Regions from separate parts of the Homo sapiens genome. Here region 1 is linked to region 2. A link is an interaction called in ENCODE POLR2A ChIA-PET data of the cell type or tissue named here. Cell type or tissue: PC-3. All regions are shown on one strand. Each heading gives the region's core, and the rest is flanking DNA. Links, peaks and the distances in the headings are about the cores only. Region 1 overlaps AQP7 (aquaporin 7). Region 2 has its middle 14 kb from the start of MIR12117.

The links. ChIA-PET counts read pairs that join two places held together with the same protein. Peaks named below come from ENCODE experiments on the same cell type or tissue, not always from the same donor. Only the 100,000 strongest peaks of a DNase experiment are listed, where the experiment ranks them.
Region 1: POLR2A ChIA-PET joins it to region 2 with 14 read pairs; 2 of 35 experiments call an interaction of 5 or more read pairs at or near these places.

The regions. Positions count from the first base shown.
Region 1 is chr9:33,387,012-33,400,367 of GRCh38, reverse strand. AQP7 (aquaporin 7) reads left to right here. Exons shown (of 8, transcript NM_001170.3): 3 at 5,173-5,290; 4 at 13,276-13,356. Among named protein-coding and RNA genes, the nearest start is that of AQP7, 8.9 kb to the left of the region's middle. RefSeq lists enhancers at 8,683-8,977, 8,504-9,290, 9,291-10,078, 13,304-13,356. In PC-3, for the core only: no CTCF peak of the experiment used is centred there; a DNase peak (open chromatin) is centred at 8,704.
Region 2 is chr9:33,086,374-33,102,078 of GRCh38, reverse strand. No RefSeq gene overlaps it. Among named protein-coding and RNA genes, the nearest start is that of MIR12117, 14 kb to the left of the region's middle. In PC-3, for the core only: no CTCF peak of the experiment used is centred there; a DNase peak (open chromatin) is centred at 808; H3K27ac peaks cover 864 bases.

The DNA.
Region 1 (13,356 bases), core at 6,818-10,817, 290 kb before region 2:
ACCTTCTCAACAAGGATTACTCTGGCTGCCCTATTTGAAATCACACCCCATCTCCAGCCCCTGCACTCCCAATTCCCCTCTCCTTGCTCTGTTTTTTTCCGTAGGAGCTGGTACCTTCGCTTATACAAATGTACTTACTTATTACATTTCATTGCTGTCAGCTCCACGCAAGCAGGGATATTTGCCTGTTGTACACTTGGACGGAGAGAATGAATAGTGCCACTCTGTTGACATCATTGCCTCTAGCCTACATCGCTCTCCAGGGCTTTAGATCCTGTTTCTAGAGACCCACTGGTGTCTCACAGGCAACTCAGCTCCTAGATGGAAACAGCCTCCTCCGCCCCCTGCAAGTCCACTCCTCCTGTGCTCTTGGCTCAGTCAGGGGTCCCCTTCTCCTCAGTTGCTCAAGCCAGAAGTCAAGGTCATGTCCTTCATACTTCCCTCTCCCCCATGTCTCACATCCAGTCACCAATCTCCTAAAATATCTAGAATGTGCACAGCTTCCACCATTCTTTCTACCACCACCCTACTCCCCCATGGCCATGTCAGGCCACCACCCGCCCATTCTTCAAAACCCCCTTCAGGCCTCACCTCCCATGCCTTCCCTGAGCTCCCCCAGTCCCAGGCTGCTTCTCTCTGGTGTTGTTGCCATTACCCATCTCTTCCATTAAACAGAGTGACCCAAGGGTGGAGAGTGGGTTTTGACTTTGTATCCCTGGTGCTTGACTCATAAGTAGATGCTCAACAAAAAAAAATTTTTTTTTTTTGAGATGGAGTCTTGCTCTGTTGCCCATGCTGGAGTGCAGTGGCATGATCTCGGCTCACTGCAACTTCTGCTTCTTGGGTTCAAGCGATTCTCATGTCTCAGCCCCTCCCCCCCCAGCTGGTATTACAGGTGCCTGCCACCATGCCCAGCTAATTTTTTTTTTATTATTAGTGGAAATGGGGTTCTGCCATGTTGGCCAGGCTGGTCTTGAACTCCTGACCTCAAGTGATCCACCTGCCTCGGCCTCCTAAAGTGTTGGGATTACAGGCATGAGTCACCATGCCTGGCCAACCAATGTTTGTTGAATTAAGAAATGTTGGTTAGCAGGTTGAATTGTTGGCTCGTGGTTAGTTGGATAGTTTATGGTTGGCTGGTTGATTAGATAATTAAATGAGTTAATAGCTGGTTAACAGGAGAATCAGTTAGTTGGTTTTTGATAGGTTAGTCAAAGGGTTAGTAAGCCACCAGGCGTGGTGGCTCATGCCTGAAATCCCTGCACCTTGGGAGGCTGAGGCGGGAGGATTGCTTGAACCCTGGGAAGTCTAGGCTTCAGTGAGCTGTGACTGTGCCACCACCGCACTTCAGCCTGGGCGACAGAGTGAGACCCTGTCTCAAAAAAAAAAAAAAAGGAAAAAGAAAAAGAAAAGAAACAGGCTTTTAGTGAGCTGTTAGCTATTTAGTTCCTTGGTTAGCAGATTACTTAGGGAATCTGGTTGGCTGCCAGTTTCTTGCTTTGTAGGCTGGCTTTCTTGGGCCCCTCTTCTTAGTCTGTACCCTCTCCTTGAGCTCTCTCATCTATGCCCATGGCTCAGATGACCATCTGTGATTTGCTGTCCTCCAAATGTGTCTGTAAGTGAGACCACATGACCAGCTGCCTCCTCACTGGCCATCCCACCCAAGTGTCTAGCGGGCTCCTCACACTCAACATGCCCAGAAAGGGCCTCCTTGTCCATTCTCCCACAGCTTCTCTGCTGCGCCCCACACTAGTCAGGACCTGCCCTAGCCAGGACCTGAGGGCATCGCTGAGCTGCCCCGCTCTCTTCCCTCTCTAACCAAACACCAAGCCTGTCAGCTTGACTGTGCTCTTTTGGCCATTGGCGCTGCCATCTCTGTGGCTCAGGCTGCCGCCACTTCTCCACCCATCTGTGGAGAAGCTGATGCTCACCCTGCCTCCACTCCACTTCCTCCATCCTGGCCTCCACAGGGGAGGCAGCTCTCCTGCTGAAACCCTCCACTTGGCCCATGGCCCTCTGGTAGAGTTCAGACTCCCTAATGTGGGCCATGAGGCCTTCTGCCACCTGGCCCTGGCCCCTCTCTGCCCATCTCATGCCACCTCCACTCCTCCGTGGCCAGCCCATTCCTGCACATTGGATACTGCCTTAGCTGCAGGCCTTTGCACATGCCAGTCCTACGCCCAGAGTGATCCCTGCCTCCCTGGAGGCTCCTTTACCCTCCAGCCTTCTTTTCTTGACCTAAATTTCCCTTTCTCTGGGAGCCTCCTACCCCCTCCTCTAGGCCATTCACTTCCTCCACATGCCCCACGGTGCCCACTCTTTCAGCTGGGGCAGTGCTCATCACACTGCATAGTAATTGCTCAATTGATTGCTTTTCTTCCCACGGGCTGGATCGTACCAGTGTCCTTTACTGCAGTGTCTGAACATTCTAGGCACAGTAGATTCAAGAAATCTTGAGTTCATTGGCTGGTTGGTGGTTATCTGTTGCTTACTGTGTCTTGCCAGCTGTGTGGTGATGAGGAAGGAGCCAGGCTTCCAGGATTCTCTTGGTGTTCTTGGCTTTCTGCTCTATCCACTTCTCTCTCCTCTTCTGTGGTTACCTCCAGCATGGGAGCTGGGGTTGGATGGGGGCCAGTGGAGGGTCACCTCGCCCTGCTAGGGAGAGCAGCAGCATTCCTCAGGGCTCCTAAATTCCCCTGACCTCACAGCAGCAAAAAGTAAGCAGAGGGAATGAGAGATGTCCAGGCATGGAATAAAACATCTTCCACTTTTCAGCTGAGACCCTCTGTTCATAGCTCACCCATCCCAGTCTTTGCTCTATTCCTTACCCCAGAGAAACAAAACCAGGGAGGAGTAGATGGAGGGGGATGCAGAGTTGCGCGGATAATCCACTGGCCCCCATCCAACTCCAGCTCCCATGCAGCATCGTATAGGGGTCTCATTATCCCATGAGCAGCCTCCTCAGCCCTGAAGAAGAGACCCTACCAATGCAAGCAGCAGCCCAAAGACAGTCCTGGGAAGGTACCATAGAGGCAGGGGAGAGGTAGACAGAGCAGGGAGCCAAGAACACCAAGGAAATCCTGGAAGCCTGGCTCCTTTCTCATCAGCACACGGCAGGCAACAACCAGCCAATGAACCAAAGATTTATTGAATCTACTATGCCTACTATGTTCAGGCACTGCAGTGAAGGAAACTGGTATGATCCCAGCCCTTAGGAAGAAAAACCGTTAATTAATTATTAATCAAGCTTTTTTTTTTTTTTTTTTTGAGACAGGGTGTCACTCTGTCACCCATGCTGGAGTGCAGTGGTGTGATCTCAGCTCACTGCAACCTCTGCCTTCTGAGCTCAGGCAATCCTCCCACCTCAGCCTCCCCATTAGCTGGGACCACAGGCGTACACCACAACACCTGACTAATTTTTGTATTTTTTTTTTTGTAGAGATGAGGTTTTGTCATACTGCCCAGGCTGGTCTTGAACTCCTGGGCTCAAGCGATCAGCTCGCCTCGGCAAGTGCTGGGATTACAGGCGTGAGACACTGTGCCTGGCCTAACTGAGCAATTACTATGCAGTGTGATGAGCATTGCCCCAGCTGAAAGAGTGGGCACCGTGGGGCATGTGGAAGAAGTGAATGGCCTAGAGGAGAGGGTAGGAGGCTCTCCCAGAGAAAGGGAAATTTAGGTCAAGAAAAGAAGGCTGGTGGGTAAAGGAGCCTCTGGGGAGGCAGGGGACCATTCTGGGCGTAGGACTGGCATGTGCAAAGGCCTGCAGCTAAGGCAGTACGTGATGTGCAAGGATGGGCTGGCCAGAGGAGTTGAGGGGCTGGTGTCAGCTTCCGGGCATGCAGACAGTGAGATAGCAGAGTGACTAAGGCCACACTTAGAGGTATCTGTATCCCTCTTCTTCCTCTTTTTTTTTTTTTTTTTTTTTTGAGATGGAGTCTCGCTCTTGTTGCCCAGGCTGGAGTGCAGTGGCAAGATCTCGGCTCACCACAACCTCCATCTCCCATGTTCAAGCGATTCTCCTGCCTCAGCCTCCAAAGTAGCTGGGATTACAGGCATGCGCCATCATGCCTGGCTAATTTTGTATTTTTTAGTAGAGATGGGGTTTCTCTATCTTGGTCAGGCTGGTCTCGAACTCCCGACCTCAGGTGATCTGCCCACCTTGGCCTACCAAAGTGCTGGGATTATAGGCGTGAGCCACCGGGCCCAGCCCCTCTTCTTCCTCTTTATCCTCCAGGCCCACCCCGCCACCTTCCCCAAACTCCAGTCCTATACCTCTCTCTATATGCAGATTTGGGCCCTGTTACTCACCTGTTTCATCTACCTTTCCATCTAACCGTGCACTTAACTCAATATAAATCAAGTGCCAGGCCCTTTGGGAAGCTCTGAGGATCTAGTTGGGAGTAAGACAGATTCCCCAGTTTTCACTCATTCAACAAATACTTATTGCACATCTACTATGTGCCTGGCGTGGTGCTGGGCACTGAAGATACACCAGGAAGTAGATCCAGTCCTTCCTTTTCTCCCTCCCTCTCTCTTGGTCATTCATTCATTCACTCACTCTCTCACAAACCTCTGTTTGCACTGACCTGGTTGCACAGCCTGGTGCATTTTGCTGACCCCTTCATTTTTGACAGAACCTGGCGCTTGTTTCAGCGCTCAGTGCTGTTTATAGAGCTCGGCAGCAGACTTTGTCACACCTCATGCTGTTTGTAGAGTGCCTCACTGTTGCCAGGCCCTGGCCTGTGACCCCAAAGTTCTGGCTCTAGCAGATAGGCAGACGGACAGACGGACAGACATAGACAACTGAGCTCCACTTTCCAGCCTGCTCTCTCCCACCCTGCTTTTTTCCAGAGGCTTGTTGGCACCGTGGATTGCACTTTCAGCTCCCCACCCGCCCATCTGCAAAGTGGCCTCATTGGTGTGCCATTTTTACTGGTCCAGTCCCAACTAGAAGGGGCATGGCCTGGCCATCTACCCCAGTTCCTCTCCATGTCCCCGTGGCTCTCAAGTGTCTCCAATTCCAGCTGTCCCAGCTGCCCTGCGCAAGAGGAGGCGTGTGTGGGCGAGGCTGCTGGGTTACCTATTAACTCAGCTGGGAGTTGAAGAGCCGATGGGCAGCAGGCAGACTTGAGTCTCCTTTCTGTCCATGGGCTCGGGCCACTGTCTTAGGTCCACCCGTGGCTCCAAAATGGTCTCCTGGTCCGTGATAGCAAAGATCCAGGAAATACTGCAGAGGAAGATGGTGCGAGAGTTCCTGGCCGAGTTCATGAGCACATATGTCATGATGGTGAGTGGGTGGGCAGCACGAAGTGGGTGGGGCTCCGCCAGGGCCGTCCATGACCCCCTCCCCATGCTGACCCCATGGGTCACATTGTCCATTCCTTGCCTCTGAGCTGGGAGCCTGGGGAAGCAGCAGAGGAAAGTAAGGAGGGGGGGCTTTCTCATCAAGCCTTTTTGGACAGAAAGGGCTCATAATATGTGGGGGTCAAATGAAACCATGCACTGGGGTATCCGGGGCACGGCTGGAAATGGGGAGAAGGGAAACCCAGGATAAAGAGATTGAAGAGGCCCAGGTGCGGTGGCTCATGCCTGTAATTCCAGCACTTTGGGAGGCTTAGGCAGGTGGATCACCTGAGGTCAAGAGTTCGAAACCAGCCTGGCCAACATGGTGAAACCCCGTCTCTACTAAAAATACAAAAATTAGCTGGGCATGGTGGCGGACGCCTGTAATCTCAGTTATTCAGGAGGCTGAGGCAGGAGAATCACTTGAGCCCAGGAGGCGGAGGTTGCAGTGAGCTGAGATCACACCATTGCACTCCAGCCTGGGTGACAGGAGCGAAACTCTGTCTCAAAAAAAAAAAAGAAAAAAAAAAAAAAAGAGAGAGAGAGATTGAAGAGAAACTTGATGATCGGGCTCTGATAATGAATCCAGAGGGCAGTGGGTGATGTTGAAGGCTGGCAAGCAGGGGAGTGACATGATCAGATTTGGGTTTTAAAGGTAATTTTGGGTGCAGTGTGGAGCATAAGCAGAACAGGCAAGGCTGGCAAGAGGGAACCAGTTAAGAGGCTGTTTTTGATCTGGGACAGAGAGAAGGTGATGACTGGTTTGGGGTTGGAGAAGAAAGCACATGTTTGAGAGGGCTGTGGAAGACAGAATCAGGGAGACTCTGCCAGCAGAAGATGTGGGCAAAGCGCCGATGAGCTGTTCTGGAGCACGGGGCCCAGCACAGGGTGAGAGGTGAGATGCCTGTGGGGAAATCCAGGAGATAGTTAAACACATGCAAGGGGCTGGAGCTCAGGAGAGGCTTGGTCTGGAAGGAAAAAGTTGAAGTTCATCACAACACAGGTGGTAGTTGTCAATACTGTCCAGAGACAGTGTACAGAAAGAGAAAAGGATGGGTTGAGGACAGAGCCCTGAGGAATGAAGAAGGGCATGCAAAGGAGCCTGAGAAGGAACGGTCAGAGAGGTGGGAGGAGAACCAGAGCAGACTGCATGACAGAGGGGGGCAGTGGTTCCACCAGGAAGAAGCCGTCAGCGGCGTGGGCAGCGGCAGATGGGCCACGCGAGGTGAGTACTGGCAAGAGGCCTTTGGGTTTGGCAACGTGGAGGTTGCTGGTAACCTTGACAAGGGCTCTTCTTTAGTGTGTGATTGGGACAGAATCCAGACTGCAGGCGGGATGTGAGGTTGCTCCCTCTCCACCTGCTTCAGCCCTGCCACTTACCCCAGCGAGCCTCTGCCCTTAACGTGACTGTAGCCATGTTTATTGCATCTTATGCAGGGTCCAGGGTCTAGAGAAAGAAGGGGCAGCCTCTGGGAAGGGAGGCAAAGGCAGCCAGGTGCATGCTAGAGGAAGGTGGGGTGAGAGAGGCTGTTTGTGTGTGTGGTGGGGCCCATGGAGCTCAAGGGAGACAGGAAATCGGAACACCGGGGTTCTTAGCCTGACCCTGCCACTGAGTGACCAGTTGGCCTTGGGCATGTCTCTGCATGGCTTAAAGCCTGACTTCTCACTTATATCATGTAGAATTAGGCTTTCGTGGGCTTTGGAGCTGTGTTTGAATCCTAGCTCTGTTATCTTCTAGCTGTGCGACTATCCACAAGTATCTTAACTGTTCACAAATTTAGCTTTCTTATTTTTGAGACAGGGTCTCACTCTGTCTCCTAGGATGGAGTGCAGTGGTGTGATCTCAGCTCACTGCAGCCCCCACCTCCCATACTCAAGTGACTCTCTTGCCTCAGCCTCCTGAGTAGCTGGGACTACAGGCGCGTGCCAGTGTGCTCAGCTAATTTTTCTATTTTTAGTAGAGATGGGGTTTCACCATGTTGGCCAGGCTGGTTTCGAACTCCCGAATTCAGGTGATCTGCCTGCCTCAGCCTCCCAAAGTGCTGGGATTGCTGGCGTGAGTCACCTCGCCCGGCCCACAACTGTAGCTTCCTTATTGGTTAACAGGAGCACTAACATCAAACTGGAGGACTTGTGTGAAGAAGGCCAAGTCTCAGCACCCAGTACACCTGTGGTACCCATGTATTGGTCCCTTGTTATTAGGACGGGTGCTCTAGCTGCTCTCTCCTCTCTGCCTCTAGCCCTCCTTTGCTCCTCTCCTACCTCCCCACCTGCTTTGGCTCCTGAGCTGTGAGGACAGCAGTTGGATCCTGTCCCTCCTTAATCCAGGGCAAAGTAATGATCTTATCACAAGACATTCCAGCCCCATGAGGGCTGTTAACCCTTGGAACCTCGGAGGCAGGAGGGTGCGTCCTCTGAGAGCTGTTAGGGAAATAGGCACCGCCCACATGCTTGATACCTGCCCACATCTGTGTTCCTCTTCCTTTTGTTGAGATTTTCATTGAGCACCTAATGCATCCCGGGCTCTGTGATGCTAAGCCCCTTACGTGCAGCATCTTCCCAAATCCTCGCAATAGCCCTGTGAAGTAGGTACTATTATTATCCCAGTTTCACAGATGGGAAAACTGAGGCTCCTTGAGACTAAGCCTTTTGCCCAAGGTCACACTGTAAGTCAAGATTAAATCCAGTGCAGTCTAATATCACAGTCTTTTTTTTTTTTTTTGAGATACAGTCTTGCTTTGTCACAGTGGCGCGATCTCAGCTCACTGCAACCTCCATCTCCCGGGTTCAAGCGATTCTTGCGCCTCAGCCTCTGGAGTAGCTGGAATTACAGGTGCATGCCACCATGCCCAGCCAATTTTTGTATTTTTAGGAAAGACGAGGTTTCACCATGTTGTCAAGGCTGGTCTTGAACTCCTGACTTCAAGTGATCCTCCCACCTCGGCCTCCCAAAGTGCTGGGATTACAGGCATGAGTCACCGTGCCCGGCCCAGTATCACAGTCTTGACCGTTAACCTCTATGCTCTGTCCCTTAGCTTAAATATTGCCAGCTTTTGAAGACTCTGGCTTGTTAATGCTCCCCCAGCCAGGGTAAGGTCCTCACTTTCAGGTAGTTCAAGATGCCTCTCTCGGCCTCAGTTTCCCCATTTATAGAGTGGGAGAAAAATTCTTGCCGTGCAGATTTGCTGTGAGGATTGAAGACAGTAGCACTTGTAAAAGAACTTTGTGAGGTGTAAGCCTATATCGGACATTGTGTTGTTGTTATTTTTAGTTGCCAGGCTGTGCCAAGAAGTGAGGGCTTTTTGTTTTTGTTTTTATATATATATACAGGAATCTCAGTGAGTCACCAGGGTGAAGGTTTTGCCAAAAAAGCTAGTGTGACCTTGGCCCCATTTATTGCAGCCAGGATGAGGGAAGTGGACTGATCCATGTTGCAGCTTCCAGGGGTGTTGCCCTTGGAGCTGGCCTCCTGGCTGTGGGGGAGAGTTGGATGGGCTGGGCCACATTCACTGATCAGGGAGAGGAGGGGCTGGAGCCATCCGGGCCCTGGAAAACCAGCCATACACGTGAGACACGGGGCAAGGGTTGTAGATCACATGCTACGGGGGCCAAGAGAGCGGCAACTCAGGGCGGTGGGGACTTTGGCTGGCTGCAGAGTGCCAATCTGTGCAAGGCTGTAGAGCTGCCGCCACTCCAGCTGACTGTTGCCATGGAGAGTGGAATGCAGGCCAGTGTTGCCTGAGCTGCTCATTTTTCAAGAGAGAAGGAAACTTCTGTTCTTCAAAACCAAGTTATCTAAACAAAACCTGTGCGCTGGATGAATTACGTGCATGAGTTGCCAGTTGGCAACCCTGACACAGGGAATCATGTGGGGTTCATTCACTCACCCAGTATTTTATTTTATTTATTTATTTTGAGACCGAGTCTCACCCTGTTGCCCAGGCTGGAGTGCAGTGGTGTGATCTCAGTTCACTACTCTGCCTCCCAGGTTCAAGTGATTCTCCTGCCTCAGCCTCCTGAGTAGCTGGGATTACAGGCATGTGCCACCACGCCTGGCTAATTTTTTGTATCTTTAGTAGAGACGGGGTTTCACCATGTCGGCCAGGCAGGTCTCGAACTCCTGACCTCATGATCGGCCTGCCTCGGCCTCCCAAAGTGCTGGGATTACAGGCGTGAGCCACCGCGCCCAGCCTATGCTCATCCAGTATTTTTAGCACATGGTATTGGAATGGGGGAAAGGCCATGGGGGCCCCTCTGTTTTCAGACCCTCCATGCCTGCTCCAGTCCCTCTACCTCTTGACCCTGCCAGCCTGTCAACCTGTCCTGGCCTCACTCCCCCCTGCACCCCCATCTGTTCCTGTCCTCTCCTGCTGTATCTTATCCTGGATCTGAAGCCAGCCTAGCTCTGGGCTCCCCTGCTTCTGTCCTGGGGCTTCTGAGGGACCCAGTGGGCCCTGCTCAGCTGCCTCTCCCCCACCATATCTGGGCTATTTCACATTTTCTCAGACTTCCCCAAAGCTGCTCTGTACTCTGACTTTTTTTTTTTTTTAAATCAGCAAATGGCTTGATCTGCTGCTTGACAGGTAAAATAATCAACACTTCCTGTGTTCAGCTCACCCTCTTGTCCCTCTCACCACCAGACCCATTAACCACCCATGTATCCACATATCACCCCTTGGCTGGGGCGGGGTCCTCTCCTTCCTGGAGGACCCCTCCACTTCTGCACCAATCCAGCTGTCCAGCCTATTCAGGTACTTTACTCTGTCCTTTTTCTCTGTCCTTTATCTTCAGCCTGTCCCTCTCTCAGCCTATAAATATACTGAAGTTTCTCCACTGAAAACAACACAAAATGAAACATCCCTCCCTTCACCCTGTCAGCCCCTTCGCGGGATCATGTTCTCTCTCCCCCGCTCCTCAGGCGAGTTCTCGAAGAGGAGTCTACACTGGTGTCTTTCAACTCTTTTTCTTTCTTTTCTTTTTTTTTTTTTTTTTTTGAGACGGAGTCTTGCTCTGTCACCCAGGCTGGAGTGTAGTGGCGTGATCTCGGCTCACTGCAAGCTCCGCGTCTTGGGTTCAAGCAATTCTCCTGTCTCAGCCTCCTGAGTAGCTGGGATTACAGGCAAGCGCCACCACACCTGGCTAATTTTTGTATTATTAGTAGAGACGGGGTTTTGTCATGCTGGTCTTGAACTCCTGACCTAAAGTGATCCATCCACCTCGGCCTCCCAAAGTGCTGGGATTACAGGCATGAGCCACCGCATCCGGCCTGGTCTGCCTTCTTACCCTGTACCCTCTCCTGGGGCCTTCTCCTCTGACGGCTTTGACTTCGGCCCTCATGTCTACAATTCTCCAGGTTTTCTCTTTTATCAACTCTAGAACAGAGTTCTCCAGGGGAAATACAATACAAGCCATCTGTATAATTTAAATTTTTCTAGTATCCACATTAAAAAGGTAAAAAGCAACAGGTGAAATTAATTTTAATAATTAACCCATATATCCAAAATCCTATTTCAAGATGCAGTCAATGTAAAATTATTAGGATATTCTGGCCAGGCATGGTGGCTCACACCTGTAATCCCAGCACTCTGGGAGGCTGAGGTGAGAGGACTGCTTAAGGCCAGGAGCTCGAGACCAGCCCGGGCAACATAGTGAAACCTCATCTCTACACAAAATAAATTGAAAAAATTAGCTGGGACAGGGCGCAGTGGCTCATGCCTGTAATCCCAGGACTTTGGGAGGCCAAGGCAGGCGGATCATCTGAGGTCAGGTGTTTGAGACCAGTCTGGCCAACATCGTGAAACCCTGTCTCTACTAAAAATACAAAAAAATAGTTGGGCATGGTGGCGTGCACCTATTATCTCAACTACTCGGGAGGCTAAGGCAGGAGAATCACTTGAACCCGGGAGTTGGAGGTTGCAGTGAGTAGAGATCGTGCCATTGCACTCCAGCTTGGGCGACAGAGCAAGACTCTGTCTCAAAAAAAAAAAAAAAAAAAAAATTGGCTGGGTGCCGAGGCACATGCCCATAGTCCCAACTACTTGGGAGGCTGAGGTGGGAGGATCACTTGGGCCCAGGAGATGGAGGCTGCAATGAGCCCTGATCATGGCACTGCACTCCAGCCTGGGTGATAGAGCAAAACCCTGTCTCAAACATCAAACAAACAAACAAAACAGTGGCACAAGAAAGCAAGGCATGCATGGAGCAGCACAGTTGTTTGGTTTGAGGCCATCTGGCACAGGTAACTGCCTGGATTTAATCCTGGCTCACCAGGTACAGGCTGTGTGACCTTGGACAAGCCATTCAAGTTCTCTAAGCTTCAGATTACCCTCTGTCAAGTGGGGGAGAATAATAGTGCTTAAGTCATAAGATTGGTGTTAAGGGTTAAAGGAGGTGATCAGTATAACTCGCTGGCATGTAGGCAGTGCTCAATAAATGGTTATTATTATTTAGTAGTAATACTATTGCTGAATACAAAGAGTATTGGGGCAGATATGAAACAGGCAGAAAGGATGAAATTATGCAGGGTCTTCAATGGTGGCCTACTGAGTTTGGACTTTATCCTAGAAGTGGAGGAGAGCCAGTGAGTGAGTCTGGGGAAGACGCGATGGGGTTTTTGTTAGGAAGATCACTCTGGCTGCAAGGAGGAGGCTGGGTGAGGTTTGGGGAGAATGTAAGCAGAGCTGATTGGATGCTGGGGAGGATGGCGAGGAAGCTCTCATTTGCAACATCTGTTTCTGGCTCGGCCAACGGGGATGGGGAACATAGAGTGAGGAGCAGGTGTGCTGTGAGATGGCGAACCTTCAACAGAGCCTGAGACGCCCGCGGAACACCAGGAGAGTTCCAGTGGGGATTTGCAAATAGGGATCCGGCTCCCCCGCGGAGATGACGGGAATTTTAGCGCATCAGGCATAGCTGAGACTGTCTACGTGGTAAAACCATGCCTGAAAAGACCTTTGGAAAATCAGGAGGTTGCTGGAGCCCTTGGAGAGAGCTTTGGTGTCTGTGACATGTGGAAGTGGAAGCCAGATTGAGGAGGGGGTGCGAGGGAAGGGGTGAAGCAGCTGGCCAGCGTGTTCTCTCCTGCGGCCTGACTGAAGCAGGGAGGAGGCAACCAGGAACCCACAGCTGGAGAAGGACGCTGGGCAGGGGTGGGACAGTTTGCTGGGAAGGATGAGACTCCAGTGTGTGGGAGCCGATCAGTGGGAGGATGGAAGGTATGGGGGAGACGGAGGCCTCTGCAGAGGGAGAGGATAGCACAGGAGCCAGGGCTGAAGGGAACAGTGGCTCTGGACTGAGGCTAATGGGCCTGAAGGTAGGCCCCTTCCCCTGTGAAGGCGTCATTATCTGAGGAGCCGTGAGGGATGGGCAAGAAGCAGCAGCTTGGGAATGCCGCCTGAGGTCAGTGGAAATGAAGCTGAGGGCAAGACAGTTAGGGCCCCACTGTTCCAGCATTGTGGGAATTGCGGTGGAGTGTGTGTGTGTGTGTTTGTGCAGGGAGGGGTTCCTGGCAGAGTCAGGCACGGATGGATTTGGAGGTCCCTTGAAGAAACTTCCTTCAGGCCAGCCTGAAGTGTGAGAGACTCTGAGGGGGTGCAATGCATGCCAGCCATCCCCTCCTCGCAGCCCTGCCTCACCCCAAAACTTCAGGTGGGCCTGGGGCTGAGGTGCTTGGATGTTTGTCGTAAGAGCTTCTAACTCTGCCGCTCCACCCGGCTCTCAGTGGCTCAGGTCTGAGAGGCCTCAGCAGGGGCAAGGAGAGGAGGCAGTGAGGAGGGAAGGCTCTGGAGGAAGAGGGCGTGGCAGCGGGTCTTCGAGGCAATGCCAGGGAGGCCCAGGGCATGGGGGTGAGGAGCTAGAACTGAGCTCTGAGCCCTCCTCTGAGGTTGGGGCTTCTGGGCAGGCAGCCCCCTTAGAGGCCCTCCCTTGTAGGTATTCGGCCTTGGTTCCGTGGCCCATATGGTTCTAAATAAAAAATATGGGAGCTACCTTGGTGTCAACTTGGGTTTTGGC
Region 2 (15,705 bases), core at 591-4,590:
CCTCTTCCCAAGGGAGAGCAATTGCCACACTATTCCAAGACCCCCCTGTAAGTTCTCAGCCAAAGGCATTTTCCTAAGCAAAGCCAGGGGCTGTGGTTTGTTTTGATGACAAGCTGAATCAAGACTGCTAAAAAGCAGGCTGTTGGGTTTAACTTCATCAACTCCAAGCCTCAATGATTTGTGTTCCATGTGGTTTGCTCTGGATAGACACTGACCTAGTGACAATGAGACTATGGAATGGGGAGAGAAGAATTGCATGCTGAGGACAGGAGAAATCTTCCCCATGAACAATTTGTCTGTTGGGCATGACATCTCATATGTCAGCTTGGGCCATTCCTACCAGCTTGGAATGCTCTGTGTCTGACTCAGATGCTGTGTGTGTCTCAAGGGCGCTGGGCTTGGTGGCCTCTGTGAATTTGGCTGGCAGATCTTGGCCCTGCTGGCTCCCAGGATCCATGGGCACTCTTCCTGTCTTGGGTCTACCCTGTCGTGCAGGTTCACTGCCCACAACCTCCGGGAGACTGTTCCAAGGGTTTTCTTTGTGGGAGACAAGGCCTGCCAGGCCTTTCCCTGGCCCCTCTCCAACCCTGATGTCAGTACACATCCTAGCATACTGCTGGGAATGCCTCAATTTGAGGGAGTGCAATTAGTTGAGGGAACTGAGGAAGTGCTGTAATGGGAGTCTAGGGTTGACCCCTGGGTGACCAAGGCCAGAATGTCAAAGGCGTTTGAACCAGAGCAACTCCATCTTGAACTGGGGCTGGGTGAAATAAGGCTGAAACCTACTGGGCTGCATTCCCAGAAGGTTAGGCATTCTTAGTCACAGGATGAGACTGAAGGTTGGCATAGGATACAGGTCACAGACCGGGCGTGGTGGCTCACACTTGTAATCCCAGCACTCTGGGAGGCCGAGGCGGGTGGATCACTGGAGGTTAGGAGTTTGAGACCGGTCTGGCCAACATGGCGAAATGCCATCTCTACTAAAAATACAAAAATTAGGCATGGTGGTAGGCGCCTGTAATACCAGCTACTCGGGAGGCTGAGACAGGAGAATCGCTTGAACCTGGGAGGTGGAGGTTGCAGTGAGCCGAGATCACACCATTGCACTCCAGCCTGGGCAACAAGAGTGAAACTCCGTCTCAAAAAAAAAAAAAAAAAGATACAGGTCACAAAGACCCTGCTGATAAAACAGGATGCTGTAAAGAAGCCAACCAAAACCCACCAAAACCAAGATGGTGATGAAAGTGACCTCTGGTGTCCTTACCACTCACTATATGCTAATTATAATGCATTCGCATGCTAAAAGACACTCCCATTCCCATCAGTGCCACGACAGTTTAAAAATGCCATGGCAATGTCTGGAAGTTACCCTATACGGTCTAAAAAGGGGAGGAACCATCAGTTCTGGGGGAAATCCCCACCCCTTTCCCAGAAAACTCACGAATAATTCACCTCTTGTTTAGCATATAATCAAGAAATAACTATAAGTATACTCAGTCAAGCAGCCCACTCCGCTGTTCTGCCAGTGGAGTAGCCATTCTTTTATTCTTCTGCTTTCTTAATAAACTTGCTTTCGTTTTACTCCATGGACTTGCCCCAAGTTCTTTCTTGCACAAGATCCAAGAACCCTTTCTTGGGGTCTAGATTGGGATCCTTTTCCTGTAACAAGATCATCTCTCTACTCCCCATCTGGAAACGGGGTCAGGAGGCTACGAGGGCCTTTCCAAGCTGCCATTTTGTATTTCTAAGAAAACTCTTCAGCCTGATTATAGTTACTGCTAGGGTGCTAAAGACAGGACTCTTATCCTCCCTCAAGGTCTCAAAGCCAGAAACAAAGGTCTACTTTGTCAATCCAGGAAACTAGGGAAGGGAGGAATGGAGGAAGGGCAGTCCCTGGTAGTTCCGAGGGATCCCCCAGGGCATGGCCAAGAGGCCAAAGGGAACTAGGCCTCCTCTGCGTGTTTTCCTGGAAGGCTCTACTGCTTTTCCTTCTTCAGCTGGGTTCTACCCCTGAACCAAAGCCACAAAAACACAAAGTTCAGCTTAAAAAGTAAAACACAAAACTTGTCCCAAGAGTCTCTGGTGACCTAGTTCTGGTGACCAAATTCTGGCCTGAGGCTGACCCCAAGGGAACCTCAGAGCATCAGCCTCTCACAGCGCCCTGGGGGTATTCAGTCCTGAGTACCTTGGCTGTAAGGCCAGCCCCCTGCTGAAGTCCCCCTTGCCAGAGTCAACCAGAGGGCCACTCTTTTTCAAAGGGACTTGGTGGTCAGGTGCCAGCTGTACTTTACCAGAGAGGAGGGGAACCCAGTAGGAGCTTTAGGGCTATGGGCCAAGGAGACCCTGCCAACCTGGAAGGCAGTAATTATCTCCTCTGCAGGTATTCACAACATTTACTGGGTCACAGAGCACCTCCATAGCTTGGGAGGCCTGTTGCTCACCACAGCTTTGGGACGTGACATGGTGGTTGGCCAAATGTAAAGAGTATGGACTTTAGAGCCAGATACGTTTGGGTTTAAAGACTTGGCTTCAGGCCGGGCATGATGGCTCATGCCTGTAATTCCAGCATTTTGGGAGGCCGAGGCAGGCAGATCACCTGAGGTCAGGAGTTCGAGACCAGCGTGGCCAACTTGTTGAAACCCTGTCTGTCCTAAAAATACAAAAATTAGCCAGGCGTGGACTCTATCTCAAGACAAATAAAAAAATAATAAAGACTTGGCTTCACCACATAGTCACTGGGGAACTGTAGGCAAATTGCTTTTTTGTGGACATCCACAATTATCCCAGTACTGTTTATTGAAAAGCTGTTGTCCTTTCTCCACTGTACTTCAATGCCACCTTGGTCATAAAGCAACTGTCCTTTCCTGTGAGGGTCTGTCCCTGGACTCTATTCTAGTTCATGGCTTTATTTATCTATCGTTGTCCCACTACCATACTGTACCTTTTTACTGAAACTTGTTCTTTTTTTATTGAGTGTCTTGGCTCTTGCATTTCCATAAGAACTTTACAATCAGCCTCTCAAGAGCCACCAAAAAACCCCACCATAATCACCCCACTTTTTGAGATATTGATTGAAATGCTGGTAAGTTTATGGATCACTATAAGAGACCTGATATCTTTAAAACATCAAACCTTCAACGTATAAACAAGATAGAATCCTCTTTTGGTTTAGGTCTTCTTGCATTTCTTCACAGGGATCTTATACATTTTTATTATTTTTTCCCAGGTATTGTATATATTTTTACTCTTTTTTATTTTTTGAGACAGAGTCTTGCTCTGTCGTCCAGCGGGGAGTACAGTGGCATGATCTCGGCTCACCGCAACCTCCGCCTCCCAGGCCCAAGTGATTCTCCCACTTCAGCCTCCTGAGTACCTGGAACTACAGGCACATGCAACCATGCCTGGCTATTTTTTTCTATTTTCTGTGGAGACAGGCTTTCACCATGTTGCTCAGGCTGGTCTCGAACTCCTGGGCTCAAGTGATCCACCTGCCTTAGCTTCCCAAAGTGCTGGGATTATAGCCGTAAGCCATTGCGCCCAGTCTATTTTCACTATTTTTAAATAAATGATAGCCTTTTGAAACATATTTTTCTTTTGTTGCTCATATATGTAAACACAATTTTCGTATATTGACTTTGTATTCAGTAACCTTGATAACTAATTCTAATAATTTTCTCCACATTCATTTGGATTTTCTAAGTATCTTCTACGAAGATTTCCTGTCATCTTTAAATGTTTCTTCCGGCCGGGTGCGGTGGCTCACGCCTGTAATCCCAGCACTTTGGGAGGCCAAGGTGAATAGATCGCTTGAGCTCAGGAGTTTGAGACCAGTCTGGGCAACATGGCGAAACCCCATCTCTACTAAAAATACAAAAATTAGCCACGGATGGTGGCACGCGCCTGTAGTCCCAGCTACTTGGGAGGCTGAAGCAGGACGATCACTTGAACCCGGGAGGCGGAATTTGTGGCGGGCCGAGATCGCACCACTGCACTCCAGCCTGGGCAACAGAGCAAGACTCCGTCTCAAAAAAAAAAAAAAAAAAAGATGTTTCTTCCTTTCCAATCTCAAAGCTTTTATTTCGTACCTTCCTGTGCTGTCTAGGACTTTCATTACAATGTTGAATAGCGGTAGTAGAGAGGTATTTTCATTTATTCTAAGTCTAGATCTCTAAAGGAAAACTAAAGTTTCACCATTAAGAAGGGTATTTGATATAGTTAAGAATGATAGTTGAAGGCCAGGCACGGTGGCTCACGCCTGTAATCCCAGCACTTTGGGAGGCCGAGGCAGGTGGATCACCTGAGGTCGGGAGTTCGAGGCTAGCCTGACCAACATGGAGAAAACCCGTCTCTACTAAAAATACAAAAAAATCAGCCAGATGTGGTGGTGCATGCCTGTAATCCCAGCTACTCGGGAGGCTGAGGCAGGAGAATCACTTGAACCCAGGAGGCAGAGGTTGTGGTGAGCCAAGATCATACCATTGCACTCCAGACTGGGCAACAAGAGTGAAACTCCATCTCAAAAAAAAAAAATGATATTTGATATAGTTTTATGTAGACTTTCATTATACTAAGAAAATTCCCTTCTATTCCTTGTTTGGTAAGAGTTAAGTTTTTTGTTTTGTATTGTTTTGGTTTAATCATGAATGGATGTTGAATTTTATTAAATGCTTTTCGGCATCTATTAAAATGATCACGTGATTTTTCTCCCTTATTCTGTTAACGGGGTAGATTTCTTGGATTGGTTTTCAAGTGTTAAGCCAAACTTGCATTCCTAGAATAGAAACAATTTACTCATTATGTAGTGACCTTTTTATCTATAGCAAGATTTGGTTGGCTAATCTACTATTTAGGATTTTTACATCTATGTTCATGACCAAAATTAGTAGGTAATTTTCCTTACTCATAATATCCTCCTTAGATTTTCATATCGCTGAAAAAGTCTTTTTCCTTTTTATTTCAATCTCATAATTATGTTCAAAGGAAAAAGTTTTGTGGCCAAGCACACTGGCTCATTTCTATAATCCCAGCACTTTGGGAGGCCGAGGCAGGAGGATCATTTGAGCCAGGAGTTTGAGGCTGCAATGAGCCATGATCACACCACTGCACTCCAGCCCGGGTGATAGAATGAGAAGACCCTGTCTAAAAACAACAACAGAAAGGCCAGCAATGGTAGCTCAGGCCTGTAATCCCAGCACTTTGGGAGGCCAAGGTGAGCAGATCACTTGAGGTCAGGAGTTCTAGACCACCCTGGCCAACATGGTGAAACTCTGTCTCTACTAAAAATGTCTCTCTCAAAAGATCTTATTGTACTATGCTTACCTATTTTCAGATTGCAGTTGACCATGGGTTAATGAAACCATGGAAAAGGAGACTGTGGATAAGAGGGGGACTACAGTAGTCAGAATTTTAGGGGACAGTGTTCTGTGTATGTCTCTTAGGTCAAAGTTGTTAATTGTATTGTTCAAATCTTCTATTTCGTTAATGAATTTTTTTTTTTTTTTTTTTTTTTTTTTTTTTTTTGAGATGGAGTCTCACTCTGTTTCCCAGGCTGGAGTGCAGTGGCGCAATCTCGGCTGACTGCAAGCTCCGCCTCCCGGGTTCATGCCATTCTCCTGCCTCAGCCTCCCGAGTAGCTGGGACTACAGGCACCTGCCACCACGCCCAGCTAATTTTTTGTATTTTTAGTAGAGACGGCATTTCACTGTGTTAGCCAGGATGGTCTGGAATTCCTGACCTCATGATCTGCCCGTCTCAGCCTCCCAAAGTGCTGAGATTACAGGCATCAGCCACCATGCCCGGCCCTACCTTAATGAATTTTGAAATCAAATCTTCTATACTCTTTGCTTGTTGAAAATTTCCCACTAGGCTTGTAGCTTTTTCTATTTGTCTTTGTAGTTCTATCAGTTCTTACGTCTTGTGCTTTGAGACTATGTTATTAGAGATTTAGCAATTTAGGATTGTTGTATCTTCTGGGTTTAAGACTTTTTGGCCGGGCGCAGTGGCTCTCAGCTGTAATGCCAGCCCTTTGGGAGGCAGAGGTGGGCGGATTGCCTGAGGTCAGGAGTTTGAGACTAGCCTGGCCAACATGGGGAAACCCCATCTCTACTAAAACTACAAAAATTAGCCAGGCAATGGTGGTACACGCCTGTAATCCCAGGTACTCGGGAGGCTGAGGCAGGGGAATTGCTTGAACCTGGGAGGCAGAGGTTGCAGTGAGCTGAGATCGTGACACTGCACTCCAGCCTAGGCAACAGAGTGAGACTGGGTCTCAAAAAAAAAAAAAAAAAAAGAATTTTTGCCTTAAAGTAAATTTTATCTAGGAATTATATAGTGGTGATGGCTGCATAATATTTTGAACATACTGAAAAAAAATTGAATTATATACTTTAAAAGGAAGGAGGAAACCAACCTTTTATTTTATATATATATATACACACACTATATATATACATATATATACACGTATATATACACACATATATATATAAAATACAGCTATATCAGCTTTCTTTTAGAGTCTTCCAATTTTATATTTCTCAGTCCTTTTACTGTATCCTTTTTTCCATATCCTTATGCCTTACCTGTATCCTTATGCCTTACTGTATCCTTATGCCTTACCTCTGTCTCTGGTAAATAGCATGTTGTTTGTTTTTTAAACCTGTCTACTAATTCTTGTATTTTAACTGGAGAATTTCTTTTCCATTTATATTCACTGTAACTATTGGTATATTTCAGTCTGAATCTATAATTTTATTAAGTTCTTTCTTTTTTTTTTTTTGAGACGGAGTCTTGCTCTGTTGCCCAGGCTGGAGTGCAGTGGCATGAACTTGGCTCACTGCAACCTCTGCCTCCCAGGTTCAAGCTATTCTCTGGCCTCAGCCTCCCAAGGTAGCTGGGATTACAGGCGCATGCCACCATGCCCGGCTAATTTTTGTATTTTTAGTAGAGACGGAGTTTCACCATGTTGGCTAGGCTGGTCTTGAGCTCCTGACCTCATGATCCACCTGCCTCGGCCTTCCAAAGTGCTGGATTACAGGCGTAAGCCACCGCGCCCAGCCCTAAATGCTTTGTATTTGTCTCCTCAGTCATCCTCAGTCATCATCAGTGGCTTTGACGTGAGAAGACTTTGTGGAATGGTAGAGAGGAAAGTTATATTGGAATAGGGTGGGAGTGAACAGATTGAGGGAGCAGAAATAGCATTTTGGGGGCAACTGTTTCTAGAAGTTTCGCTATGAAGGAAAGCAGAGAAATGAGGTGGAGTATGAAAAGAAATAATAGGCCAAGGAAGAATTTTAAGAGTGAGAGATACCAGAGCATGTTTGTATGCTGAAAGAGCACTCTTTATGTGCTCTATATTCCCTTTTCTCTCCTTTCTTGCCTTCTTTTGAATTGATAATATATTTTTAACTTTTCTACATTTTTTCTCTACCGGCTTGGAAATTATGCACCCTTTCACTATTCTTTTAGTAATACTACAGGGATTACTATATCCACCCTTGACTTATTTAAGTCTAATAGGAATTTATCTTCTTCCAGGATAGTGCAAGAACCTTGGAACACTTTTACTCCATTTACTGTCTTGGCTTTTACGTCATTGTTGTTATACGTTTTAATTTCATTTCCAACCTCATGTTATTATTATTGCTTTATGCAGCCAGCATCAATTCAGGTTTATAAACATATTTACCATCTTCATTGTTTTTCATTCTTTTCTGCGTTTGCAAGCTTTTTTTTTTTTTGAGACGGAGTCTCTCTCTGTCGCCCAGGCTGGAGTGCAGTGGCACAGTCTCGGCTCACTGCAAGCTCCGCCTCCCGGGTTCACGCCATTCTCCTGCCTCAGCCTCCCGAGTAGCTGGGACTACAGGCACCCGCCACTATGGCCAGCTAATTTTTTGTATTTTTAGTAGAGACGGGGTTTCACCGTGTTAGCCAGGATGGTCTCGATCTCCTGACCTCGTGATCCGCCCGCCTTGGCCTCCCAAAGTGCTGGGATTACAGGGGTGAGCCACCGCGCCCGGCCATTTGCAAGCTTCTGTGTGGCATCATTTTCCTTTGACCTAAAGAACATTTTTTAGTATGGCTCAATCAGTGACAGATTTTCTCATTTTTATTTGTCTGAAAATGTCTTTATTTTACTTTCATTCTTTTTGAGAAATTTTTACAATGGAAAACTTCAAACATATGCAAAAGTAGAGAGACTAGTATAATGAAGCTGTATATCCATTATTTAACTTCAACAATTATCAGCACCTATCCAATCTGTTTCCCACCACACAGTCCCCACCCAGTTCCAGGTTATTTTGAAGAAAGTCCCTGGCATCATAATATTTCAACCGTAGGCCGGGCGCAGTGGCTCACGCCTGTAATCCCAGCACTTTGGGAGGCCGAAGCGGGTGGATCGCCTGAGGTCAGGAGTTCAAGACCAGCCTGGCCAACATGGTGAAACCCCGTCTCAACTAAAAATACAAAAAAATTAGTTGGGCATGGTGGGGGGTGCCTGTAATCCCAGCCACTTTGGGAGGCTGAGGCAGGAGAATCGCTTGAACCTGGGAGACGGGTTGCAGTGAGCCAAGATTGTGCCATTGCACTCCAGCCTGGGCAACAAGAGCGAAAGTCTGTCTCAAAAAAAAAAAAAATTCATCTGTAAATTCTTTAGTGTCTATCCCTAAAAGATAAGTACTCGTTAAAAAAAACCACGACAATTTAAAATAAATTAAATTACTTACTATCAAATATTCAGTCAGTATTCAAATTCCTCCGATTTTTTCTTATTCTTTTATTTACAGTTTTTTTTTTTTTGAATCAGAATCTTACCTTTCTCCTTGAAGGGTATTTTTGCTGAATATAGAATTCAAATTTGGCAGTTATTTTCTTTCAGTACCTTAAATATGTAATTCCATTGTCTGCTGGTTTTCATTATTTCTGAGCAGAAGTCATTGATTAAATTGTTGCTTTTTTTTTTTTTGGAAGATAATGCATCTTTATTCCTTTGACTGCTTTTAAGATTTTCTCTTTGTCACTGGTTTTGATGTGTCCCATGTAGACTATGTGTCCAATGTACTATGATGTGTCCGGGTGCAGACTTCTTTTTATTTATTCTGCCTGGGTTTCTAGGATTTCTTGAATCTGTGATTTGATACCTTTCTTCGTTTTTGGAAAGTCTTCAGCCATTAATCCTTCAGGCTTTTCTTCTACCCCGTTATCTCTCTCTTCTGTCTTACAGGAACTTGAATTATACATGTGTTAGAACTTCTCATCGCACTCTTTATGAATCATTTCCTCTCTTCTGTATTTTCCATACTTTTGTCTCTCTGCACCTATTTCTGTTTTTTTCTGACTTATTTTCTAATTCATACATTCTCTCTTTAGTTTGTCAGATCAACTGGTAAACCTATCCATAATTACTTATTATTGATGATTGTACGGGTATACCTTGGAGAGACTGTGGGTTCAGTTCAAGACCACCACAATAAAGTGAATATTGCAATAAAGTGAGTCAAACAAATTTTCTGGTTTCTGAGTGTATATAATAGTTTATGTTTGCACTAGAGTCATTAAGTGTGCAATAGCATTATGTCTAAAAACCAATGCACATGCCTTGATTTTTAAATATTGTATTGCAGCCACGAGGTGGCTCATGCCTATAGTCGCAGCTACTCAGGAGGCTGAAGTGGGAGGACTGTTTGAGCCCAGCAGTTTGAGGCTGCATTGAGCTATGATTGTGCCACTGCACTTCAGCCTGGGTGACAGAGCGAGACCCTGTCTCTAAAAAGAAGAAGGAGGAGGAGGAGAGGGACAGAGGGAGAAGGAGGAGAAGTAGAAGGAGGGGGAGAAGAAGGAGAAGAAGAAGAAAAACATTGCTGAAAAAGGCTCTCACTTTGTGAGATAAAGAAACAAAGTGAGCACATGTTATCAGAAAAATGGCCTTGATAGATGGTCCAGGCAGGGTTGCCACAAACATTCAATTTGTAAAAAGTGCAATTCCCCAAATAAATAAAATAAAATAAAGTGGTGCACAATAAAACAAAACATGCATGTGTTTTTGGTTCTTGAATTTCCATTTAGGTCCTTTTTTATTATTCCCAGTCCTCTGCTGAAATTCTTAACGATGCCTTTGAGGATGGTAAACATAGTTACTTTAAAGTTGGTTTGTTATCATGCCAACATTTGGAGCCCCTGTGGAGTTATTTCTATTGTCTACTGGTTTTGCTGGTTTTCATTCATGCTATATTATCTCTTCATGAGCCAGAAATTGTATTTGCAAAATACAATGCAAAAAATTGCTTATAGCAATAAGTTGAGGCCTGTGATGTCTTCCTCCAGAAAGGCTTTAAATTTGCTTCTGCCAGGCTCTTCAGAGGCAATGGCATTCCAGAATTACCTTATTCTAGTTGCAGGGATGGAGATGATTTGAAGCTGATTCCAATTAGGGTCTGTCTACTTGTAATTCACCCTTACTTCCAAGGTTCAGCTGTTCCATATCTCAACTTGGGGAGGTTCATTAGGGCTCCTTTTTTTTTTTTTTGAATACTTTAAGCTCTAGGGTACATGCACACGACGTGCAGTCTTGTTACATATGTATACATGTGCCATGTTGGTGTGCTGCACCCATTAACTCGTCATTCACATTAGGTAATTCTCCTAATGCTATCCCTCCCCCCTCCCCCCACCCCCAACAGGCCCTGGTGTGTGATGTTCCCCGCCCTGTGTCCAAGTGTTCTCATCCTTCAATTCCCACCTGAGTGAGAACATGCAGTGTTTGGTTTTTTGTCCTTGCGACAGTTTGCTCAGAATGATGGTTTCCTGCTTCATCCATGTCTCTACAAAAGACATAACCCATCCTTTTCTATGGCTGCATAGTATTCCATGGTGCATATGTGCCACGTTTTCTTAATCCAGCCTGTCATTGATGGACATTTGGGTTGATTCCAAGTCTTTGCTATTGTGAATAGTGCTGCAATAAACATACGTGTGCATGTGTCTTTATAGCAGCACGATTTATAATCCCTTGGGTATATACCCAGTAATGGGATGGCTGGGTCAAATGGTATTTCTAGTTCTAGATCCTTGAGGAATCGCCACACTGTCTTCCACAATGGTTGAACTAGTTTACAGTCCCACCAACAGTGTAAAAGCGTTCCTATTTCTCCACATCCTCTCCAGCACCTGTTGTTTCCTGACTTTTTAATGTTCGCCATTCTAACTGGTGTGAGATGGCATCTCGTTGTGGTTTTGATTTGCATTTCTTTGATGGCCAGTGATGATGGGCATTTTTTTGGGTGTCTGTTGGCCGCATAAATGTCTCCTTTTGAGAAGTGTCTGTTCATATCCTTTGTGTAATTTTTGATGGGGTTGTTTGATATTTTCTTGTAAATTTGTTTAAGTTCTTTGTAGATTCTGGATATTAGCCCTTTGTCAGATAGGTAGATTGTAAAAATTTTCTCCCATTCTGTATGTTGCCTGTTCACTCTGATGGTAGTGTCTTTCGCTGTGCAGAAGCTCTTTAGTTTAATTAGATCCCATTTGTCAATTTTGGCTTTTGTTGCCATTGCTTTTGGTGCTTCAGTCATGAAGTCCTTGTCCATGCCTATGGCCTGAATGGTATTGCCTAGGTTTTCTTCTAGGGTTTTTATGGTTTTAGGTCTAACATTTAAGTCTTTAATCCATCTTGAATTAATTTTTGTATAAGGTGTAAGGAAGGGATCCAGTTTCAGCTTTCTACATATGGCTAGCCAGTTTTCCCAGCACCATTTATTAAATAGGGAATCCTGTCCTCATTTCTTGTTTTTGTCAGGTTTGCCAAAGATCAGATAGTTGTAGATATGCAGCATTATTTCTGAGGGCTCTGTTCTGTTCCATTGGTCTATATCTCTGTTTTGGTACCAGTACCGTGCTGTTTTGGTTACTGTAGCCTTGTAGGATAGTTTGAAGTCAGGTAGCGTGATGTCTCCAGCTTTGTTCTTTTGGCTTAGGTTTGACTTGGCAATGCAGGCTCTTTTTTGGTTCCACATGAACTTTAAAGTAGTTTTTTCCAATTCTGTGTGGAAAGTCATTGGTAGCTTGATGGGGATGGCATTGAATCTGTAAATTACCTTGGGCAGTATGGCCATTTTCACGATATTGATGAGCATGGAATGTTCTTCCATTTGTTTGTGTCCTCTTTTATTCCGTTGAGCAGTGGTTTGTAGTTCTCCTTGAAGAGGTCCTTCACATCCCTTATAAGTTGGATTCCTAGGTCTTTTATTCTCTTTGAAGCAATTGTGAATGGGAGCTAACTCATGATTTGGCTCTCTGTTTGTCTGTTATTGGTGTATAGGAATGCTTGTGGTTTTTGCACATTGATTTTGTATCCTGAGACTTTGCTGAAGTTGCTGATCAGCTTAAGGAGATTTGGGGCTGAGACGATGGGGTTTTCTAAATATACAATCATGTCATCTGCAAACAGGGAAAATTTGACTTCCCCTTTTCCTAATCGAATACCCTTTATTTCTTTCTCCTGCGTGATTGTCCTGGCCAGAACTTCCAACACTAGGTTGAATAGGAGTGGTGAGAGAGGGCATCCCTGTCTAGTGCCAGTTTTCAAAGGGAATGCTTCCAGTTTTTGCCCATTCAGTATGATATTGGCTGTGGGTTTGTCATAAATAGCTCTTATTAACTTGAGATACGTCCCATCAATACCTAATTTATTGAGAGTTTTTAGCATGAAGGGCTGTTGAATTTTGTTGAAGGCCTTTTCTGCATCTATGGAAATAATCATGTGGTTTTTGTCTTCGGTTCTGTTTATATGCTGGATTACGTTTATTGATTTGCATATATTGAACCAGCCTTGTATCCCAGGGATGAAGCCCACTTGATCGTAGTGGATAACATTTTGATGTGCTGGTGGATTCAGTTTGCCAGTATTTTATTGAGGATTTTCGCATTGATGTTCATCAGAGATATTGGTCTAAAATTCTCTTTTTTTGTTGTGTCTCTGCAAGGCTTTTGTATCAGGATGATGCTGGCCTCATAAAATGAGTTAGGGAGGATTCCCTCTTTTTCTGTTGATCGGAATAGTTTCAGAAGGAGTGGTACCAGCTCCTCTTTGTACCTCTGGTAGAATTCGGCTGTGAATCTGTCTGGTCCTGGACTTTTTTTGGTTGGTAAGCTATTAATTATTGCCTCAATTTCAGAGCCTGTTATTGGTCTATTCAGGGATTCAACTTCTTCCTGGTTTAGTCTTGGGAGGGTGTATGTGTCCAGGAATTTGTCCATTTCTTCTAGATTTTCTAGTTTATTTGCATAGAGGTGTTTATAGTATTCTCTGATGGTAGTTTGTATTTCTGTGGGATCGGTGGTGATATCCCCTTTATCATTTTTTACTGCATCTATTTGATTCTTCTCTCTTTTCTTTATTAGTCTTGCTAGCGGTCTATAAATTTTGTTGATCTTTTCAAAAAACCACCTCCTCTATTCATTGATTTTTTGAAGGGTTTTTTGTGTCTCTATCTCCTTCAGTTCTGCTCTGATCTTAGTTATTTCTTGCCTTCTGCTAGCTTTTGAATGTGTTTGCTCTTGCTTCTCTAGTTCTTTGAATTGTGATGTTAGGGTGTCAATTTTAGATCTTTCCTGCTTTCTCTTGTGGGCATTTAGTGCTATAAATTTCCCTCTACACACTGCTTTAAATGTGTCCCGGAGATTCTGGTATGTTGGGTCTTTGTTCTCATTGGTTTCAAAGAACATCTTTATTTCTGCCTTCATTTTGTTATGTACCCAGTAGTCATTCAGGAGCAGGTTGTTCAGTTTCCATGTAGTTGAGTGGTTTTGAGTGAGTTTCTTAATCCTGAGTTCTGGTTTGATTGCACTGTGGTCTGAGAGACAGTTTGTTGTGATTTCTGTCCTTTTACATTTGCTGAGGAGTGCTTTACTTCCAACTATGTGGTCACTTTTGGAATAAGTGCAATGTGGTGCTGAGAAGAATGTATATTCTGTTGATTTGGGGTGGAGAGTTCTGTAGATGTCTATTAGGTCCGCTTGGTGCAGAGCTGAATTCAATTCCTGGATATCCTTGTTAACTTTCTGTCTCGTTGATCTGTCTAATGTTGACAGTGGGGTGTTAAAGTCTCCCATTATTATTGTGTGGGAGTCTAAGTCTCTTTGTAGGTCTCTAAGGACTTGCTTTATGAATCTGGGTGCTCCTGTATTGGGTGCATATATATTTAGGATAGTTAGCTCTTCTTGTTGAATTGATCCCTTTACCATTATGTAATGGCCTTCTTTTTCTCTTTTGATCTTTGTTGGTCTAAAGTCCATTTTATCAGAGACTAGGATTGCAACCCATGCTTTTTTTTTTGTTTTCCATTTGCTTGGTAGATCTTCCTCCATCCCTTTATTTTGAGCCTATGTGTGTCTCTGCACATGAGATAGGTCTCCTCAATACAGTACACTGATGGGTCTTGACTCTTTATCCAATTTGCCAGTCTGTGTCTTTTAATTGGAACATTTAGTCCATTTACATTAAAAGTTAATATTGTTATGTGTGAATTTGATCCTGCCATTATGATGTTAGCTGGTTATTTTGCTCGTTAGTTGATGCAGTTTCTTCCTAGCATCGATGATCTTTACAATTTGGCATGTTTTTGCAGTGGCTGGTACTGGTTGTTCCTTTGCATGTTTAGTGCTTCCTTCAGGAGCTCTTTTAGGGCAGGCCTGGTGGTGACAAAAATCTCTCAGCATTTGCTTGTCTGTAAAGGATTTTATTTCTCCTTCATTTATGAAGCTTAGTTTGGCTGGATATGAAATTCTGGGCTGAAAATTCTTCTCTTTAAGAATGTTGAATATTGGCCCCCACTCTCTTCTGGCTTTTAGAATATCTGCCAAGAGATCCACTGTTAGTCTGATGGGCTTCCCTTTGTGGGTAACCCGACCTTTCTCTCCGGCTGCCCTTAATATTTTTTCCTTCATTTCAACTTTGGTGAATCTGACAATTAGGTGTCTTGGAGTTGCTCTTCTCGAGGAGTATCTTTGTGGCGTTCTCTGTATTTCCTGAATTTGAATGTTGGCCTGCCTTGCTAGGTTGGGGAATTTCTCCTGGATAATATCCTGCAGAGTGTTTTCCAGCTTGGTTCCATTCTCCCCGTCACTTTCAGGTACACCAATCAGACATAGATTTGGTCTTTTCACATAGTCCCATATTTCTTGGAGGCTTTGTTTCTTTTTACTCTTTTTTCTCTAAACTTCTCTTCTTGCTTCATTTCATTCATTTGATCTTCAGTCACTGATACCCTTTCTTCCAGTTGATCGAATCGGCTACTGAAGCTTGTGCATGCGTCACGTAGTTCTTGTGCCATGGTTTTCAGTCCATCAGGTCATTTAAGGTCTTCTTTGCACTGTTTATTCTAGTTAGCCATTCATCTAATCTTTCTTCAAGGTTTTTAGCTCCTTTGTGATGAGTTTGAACTTCCTCCTTTAGCTCAGAGAAGTTTGTTATTACCGATTGTCTGAAGCCTTCTTCTCTCAACTCATCAAAGTCATTCCCCGTCCAGCTTTGTTCCGTTGCTGGTGAGGAGCTGTGTTACTTTGGAGGAGAAGATGTGCTCTGATTTTTAGAATTTTCAGCTTTTCTGCTCTGGTTTCTCCCCATCTTTGTGGTTTTATCTACCTTTGGTCTTTGATGGTGGTGATGTACAGATGGGGTTTTGGTGTGAATGTCCTTTCTGTTTGTTA